2 separate regions of the Homo sapiens genome follow, and region 1 is linked to region 2. The links are chromatin contacts, found by Hi-C or POLR2A ChIA-PET in ENCODE. All regions are on one chromosome and are shown on one strand. The core of a region is the stretch at or near the end of the contact, and the rest is flanking DNA. Distances in the headings are between cores, read along the strand shown. Region 1 holds the start of GJD3-AS1 (GJD3 antisense RNA 1). Region 2 has its middle 32 kb from the start of SMARCE1.

Region 1 (2,782 bases), core at 179-2,678, 250 kb after region 2:
AATTGGGTCTAGCGTCTCGGGTTCGAGGCTCCACTCTTCCCACAGCATCCTTGACAGCTAAGGGCACCGCTGGGTTTCCGCTTCCGAAACCAGGCAAGTCAGGGGCTGGTCCAGCTGATCTCCAAGGTCCTTCCTAAGAATCTGGGATCTGGAGGATCCCAGGGTCGAACGGAGACGGCTCAGGGGGTGCGGCTAAAATGCAAATGGGGGATCCTCCCCAGCACCCATCGGTCCCAAAGAGAAGGTAACCCATAGCTGAGCGTCGCCTGCTCCCCTCGGGCCCTCCCGTGGCCCTCCGTTTCATACTGGTCTCATCGCTAAACCCGGGCCTCTCCTACCTCACGACTCACCCTGAAGTCAGAGAAGGTCCAACGGACCCCACCCCGATAGGCTTGGAAGGGGCAGGGGTCCCTGACTTGCCCCATCCCCTGACTCCCCGCCCCGCGTCCCCAGCGCCATGGGGGAGTGGGCGTTCCTGGGCTCGCTGCTGGACGCCGTGCAGCTGCAGTCGCCGCTCGTGGGCCGCCTCTGGCTGGTGGTCATGCTGATCTTCCGCATCCTGGTGCTGGCCACGGTGGGCGGCGCCGTGTTCGAGGACGAGCAAGAGGAGTTCGTGTGCAACACGCTGCAGCCGGGCTGTCGCCAGACCTGCTACGACCGCGCCTTCCCGGTCTCCCACTACCGCTTCTGGCTCTTCCACATCCTGCTGCTCTCGGCGCCCCCGGTGCTGTTCGTCGTCTACTCCATGCACCGGGCAGGCAAGGAGGCGGGCGGCGCTGAGGCGGCGGCGCAGTGCGCCCCCGGACTGCCCGAGGCCCAGTGCGCGCCGTGCGCCCTGCGCGCCCGCCGCGCGCGCCGCTGCTACCTGCTGAGCGTGGCGCTGCGCCTGCTGGCCGAGCTGACCTTCCTGGGCGGCCAGGCGCTGCTCTACGGCTTCCGCGTGGCCCCGCACTTCGCGTGCGCCGGTCCGCCCTGCCCGCACACGGTCGACTGCTTCGTGAGCCGGCCCACCGAGAAGACCGTCTTCGTGCTCTTCTATTTCGCGGTGGGGCTGCTGTCGGCGCTGCTCAGCGTAGCCGAGCTGGGCCACCTGCTCTGGAAGGGCCGCCCGCGCGCCGGGGAGCGTGACAACCGCTGCAACCGTGCACACGAAGAGGCGCAGAAGCTGCTCCCGCCGCCGCCGCCGCCACCTCCGCCACCGGCCCTGCCCTCCCGGCGCCCCGGCCCCGAGCCGTGCGCCCCGCCGGCCTATGCGCACCCGGCGCCGGCCAGCCTCCGCGAGTGCGGCAGCGGCCGCGGCAAGGCGTCACCGGCCACCGGCCGCCGAGATCTGGCCATCTAGGGGCGGGCACCGCCTCGCGCGGACTGGACGGCGAGGGCCGGACCCCGCCACCTCCGCCCGCACCGCAGAAGCCGGAAGCTGCTTCCACCAGAGCTGTCGCGGGACCTGCCCCGGCAGGAGACGCGTTGTGGGGACGGCCCGCGGGCGGCATCGCACTTGCCTCGTACTGCCTCCCAGTGGCTGCCGGCGGCACCTGGGGCAGGCCGGGCTGGGGGCGGAGAATGAACTCAGGCAGGTCCTGGATGCCACCACCCAGGTGGAAAGGAAGGAGACCAGGACCCTGAGAGAGAGTGGACCCGAGGGGGAGAACAGAGCGGAAGGTGGAGAGTGGTTGTTTTACTGGGGACAAAAACAACTGTGATGCCAGCATTCTCAGGCACTCTCTGTGTTCAGAGAGAGAGTGGTCCCCCTGTGGGCTCTCTGCGAGTGTGCATACACGGACACATAAGCACTGTGAGCTGTGTGCACGCGCACCTGTACACCCTGTGTGAGCGCTGTGCATGTGCGCGCATGTGTACACCCTGCGTGAGGCCCACTTGTGCACACAGACACACGTAACCCTCCCGGGTGAGCTGTGTGCACATGCACACAGAAACATATGCCCCTTGAGAGCTGTGTACTCACATCCCTGTGAGCTTTGTGTGAGTGCATTGTGCACACACGCACATGTCCATTCTGTGTGGGCTGCGTGTGCACACCTGTACACAGAAACATCCTTGTGCGCTATGTGTGCATGTGTACATCCGGCGTGACCTCTGTGTGTGCACGCGTGTGTGTGTGATCTCTGATATGCACTGCGGGGGTGGCCAGGATCCGATGCCAGCTGCAGCCACAATGGCTCCCTCCCTACCACCCTAACCCAGCCCACCTGCCAGGGCATCACAGGAGGTCTGTCCCCCCCTCCCAAGAGACCCCGCCCAGGGAGGGAAGAGGAGGAGAGGCTCCCTTTCCCCGGGCAGGCCTCAATCCTCGGGAGCCTATGAGCAACATCCTCACAGTACCCCTTGTGGCGAGGCGGGGGCTGGGCGCTTTCATGGAGGTGGGGTGGGGGTGGGCGGCGGGCCAGAGGGCAACCCAGACGTGTGTTATGCCTCCCTCCTCCATCTTCATCCTCCCCGCCGCTACTGCTCCCCCAGGCTATAAACGGGAAAGTCCCTTCTGTCCTCAGGAGAAAGCTCCCAAAACACACGCGCTCCCGGCCCTGCCTTCCCTTCCAACCACCCCCTTCTTCCTACTTGCGGGCATTCGAAGAGCTGCTGCCTATGCAGCGCATCCCCCTCCTGTGTCTCCCCTCCCGTCTGCCCTCCCCCTTCACCAGCCAGTGGGCTGCTCTCCATAAGATCACCCAGGACCTAAGCGAGAAATCCAGGGGCCGTCATCGGACTGCACCTTGCGGGCCTCACCGCATCCTGCCTACCAGGCTGTGCGTTCCCCGCCATC
Region 2 (2,756 bases), core at 5-2,504:
CACCATACTTGTCTGAGAGGCATAAGAATGGGCCTCGGAGTGCATGAGGGGGAGAGGGGCCCTGTGTACCCAGGTCCTACAGTGGCTCATTTTCAGCCCTGCTGGCATGCCAAATGGCCCTGCGCTTGATCTCTGCCAAACAAAGTGAAGACTGCCCCTTCTCTCCTGACATCCCTGATCCCCAGCTTCTCTTCCAGTCCCAGTTTCCCAATCCCCAGCCAAAACTCCCAGGAGGCAGGAGAGGACCACCTAATCTCCCTTCCCAGCAAGTCCCCTTTCTGTTCTCAGTTCAACTGAGCCACACTACCGCCTTTCCCAAAGGGCGATGGGAACAGGGACCTGAATTTCTGGGACCATCTCTATTTCAAATACACTGGCCCCCTGGCGCCTTGGACCTTCACACTTGCCCGGTTGTGTGTTGCTGATTTTTAGTGCAGAGCATGAGGTCACCAGAGCAGGGGGCCCTGGATTGGGAGACTATGCCCTGGGACTGGGCATCAGGGCTCCAACGTGCAATGGTGAGGCTGCCTTGGTCCTGTGTAGCGCTCCCTCTCCTCCCCTCCCCACCACGCTTCCATTCCATCCTCACACTGTGTTTGTGTCCATGTCTGTCTGCATCAGGAGAACAGCCACCTCTTGGAGAACGAGGGCTCCATCTCATTTGCCTCCAGATTCTCCCTGCTTCCCACTAGCCAGCTGCATGTTTTGAGTTGTCAATGAAATCTGTTAAACAACAAGAAAATTTGGAAACATGCCTACTGGACTCTGGGGAAGATACCCCTGTCTTGGCAGTAGATACTGCACTTGGGAGCTCTCAACTGGGAGGGCTTGGGCCTTGGAGTCGGAGATCTCCAATAGCCAGGAGAGGCTGGTGGTTGGGAGAGATCAGCAGATGCTGAATCGGTGCTCGGAAGTCCAGCTCCTCCGCCTTCCATGGCCGAAGGGCTCCACCCAGAGGACAGTCAGCTTAATCCCTGTTCACACAGACCTTTCTCCACCAGGTGTAGAGAAGGCTCTGCCCAGCTTTCATGAAGAAACTCAGAAACCCCCAGTGCCTCTCCAGAATGACTGTAAAATACCTCCTTCTGCCAGAAGAGCCAGTCCTCAGCCCTTCCCTCCAGCCCCAGGAATGCCCCCTGTCTGCAAATAAGAGTGGAATTGGGGCAGTTCAGAATTCTGCCTCCCACCTGGGGGAGCTCTGAGAACCAAATGAGGCAGGCTGTAGATGGGAACAAGCTACAAAAAAAAAAAAAAGTACACAGCACTGTTCAAACCCTAGGGGGTTTTTGGTTGTTGTCTACAAGGCAAGAGGTGCTTTAAGAAAATTCTCCCCTCCTGTTTTCACTTCCTCTTCTCTCTCTTAACCCTGGGAAGGGGAAAATCCTACAAAGATTAGCAGCTGATGTGTGAAAGAACCAAAACAACATTCTTCTAGTTGCATTTTAACAGTATCTTCTGGCAGCCACCACGGGACTGGGTTCTGATGTTCCCAGCTCAAGGCCAGAAAGAATCACTGGATCAGAATGAAGCGTGCAGTTGGAAGAGATCTTAAAGGCCCTCTAGTCCAATGCACCAACACGCTGTCCTGTTAAAGTGTGTCAAATTGTGCCCTGGAGCATAGCCGCCTCCAGGTGAAGGGTGAGCACTACCATATCGGCAGCCCTGTTGAGGACATTGGCTCTGGGTTATGCTAAACCACATGGGCCCACTATCCACTCACCTGCGGCAGGGGCCGTGTTGTATTTCAATGGCACAGAGAACCCAGGGATGCCCTCATCCTGCCCAGCCTTGTTGTGATCCTCCTCTCACAACAAGTTCCCGGGGGAGCCAGGCCAAGGAGCTCATGAGAGGAAATGGGAGTCAAAGTCCCGCTGCTGTCCCCAGCTGCACCCACACCAGGGATGTCACCGAGCTCTGAGAACAGTTCCTAGACTAACTGGTATTGATCGTAATGAATCTTTGTGCTACACATGGTGCAAGGCCCTGGGATGAGCAAAACTGGGAGCAACCAGTAAGAGAGAAGGACATGTTCAGAGGGTCTGGGAAGTGGGAAAATGAGGTGTGAAGAGTGTAGCTAAAAGGTGGCCCCAGCAGGCCTCTGAGGGAAACCAAGCCATGACACACACTGACACTCTGCTCCGGTGCTGCCCCACACCTCCCCAGCCTGACGAACGCCTGCCCTGCTGTCAGGATGCAGCCCAAATGTGCCTTCCTCTGCAAAGCCTTTCCCAGCATCTCCACTTCCAGAGAGAGACCGACGCGCCCCCGTCTGTGGCTTAGACAGTCTGTGTCTTCTACCAAAGAAGGTGTTTCCAGCCTGAGGCACCATGGTATCCCCCAGAGCCTGGCTCATGATGGGTATTAAAGAAATATTTTTAATTAATTAATTAATTTTTTAACAATAGGGTCTCACTCTGTCACCCAGGCTGGAGTGCAGTGGCACAATCATAGCTCACTGCAGCCTCCAAGTCTTGGGCTCAAGCGATCCTCCCACCTCAGCCTCCCAAGTAGCTAAGACTACAGGTACACTGCTCTGTCTGGATTTATTTTTTAATTTTTTGTAGAGACAAGGTCTCGCTATGTCACCCAGGCTAGTCTTGAACTCCTGACCTCAAGGGATCCTCCTGCCTCAGCCTCCCAAAGTGCTGGGACTACAGGTGTGAGCCACTGCACCTGTCCTGAAGAAATATGTGTTGGCTTTCATATTTGTGCCCCAAGTGACTAATACAATATATTACAGAATAGAAGCTGGGCAA

The links. A loop is a pair of places that touch in the nucleus more often than their neighbours do. ChIA-PET counts read pairs that join two places held with the same protein, here RNA polymerase II (POLR2A). Pooled maps may share reads with other maps.
Region 1: a map of B cell shows a loop between it and region 2 (6-fold over the local background). The contact joins the promoter of GJD3-AS1 here to the enhancer-like site in region 2. A Hi-C loop is called at or near these places in 10 of 168 maps with a recorded cell type or tissue (B cell, CD4-positive, alpha-beta T cell, CD4-positive, alpha-beta memory T cell and 6 more), 5 of 37 single-sample maps with no recorded cell type and 16 of 50 pooled maps. POLR2A ChIA-PET finds 5 or more read pairs at or near these places in 5 of 52 experiments (A549, CD4-positive, alpha-beta T cell, HEK293T and 2 more).

Annotation. Positions count from the first base shown.
Region 1 is chr17:40,361,491-40,364,272 of GRCh38, reverse strand. GJD3-AS1 (GJD3 antisense RNA 1) reads right to left here and starts at 1,428. Exons shown (of 1, transcript NR_186704.1): 1 at 1-1,428. It overlaps GJD3 (gap junction protein delta 3), which reads left to right. Exons shown (of 1, transcript NM_152219.4): 1 at 1-2,782. The coding sequence starts at 458. The coding sequence ends at 1,342. RefSeq lists silencers at 1,085-1,194, 1,225-1,304, 1,425-1,494 and an enhancer at 1,322-1,616.
Region 2 is chr17:40,613,994-40,616,749 of GRCh38, reverse strand. No RefSeq gene overlaps it. Among named protein-coding and RNA genes, the nearest start is that of SMARCE1, 32 kb to the left of the region's middle. RefSeq lists enhancers at 972-1,561, 1,842-1,961. Within about 2 kb of position 1,254, at least 8 of the 41 ENCODE cell types and tissues checked have a DNase peak (open chromatin) inside an H3K27ac peak, as active enhancers do; they include B cell, CD4-positive, alpha-beta T cell, CD8-positive, alpha-beta T cell and 1 more, where a contact is called at or near this core.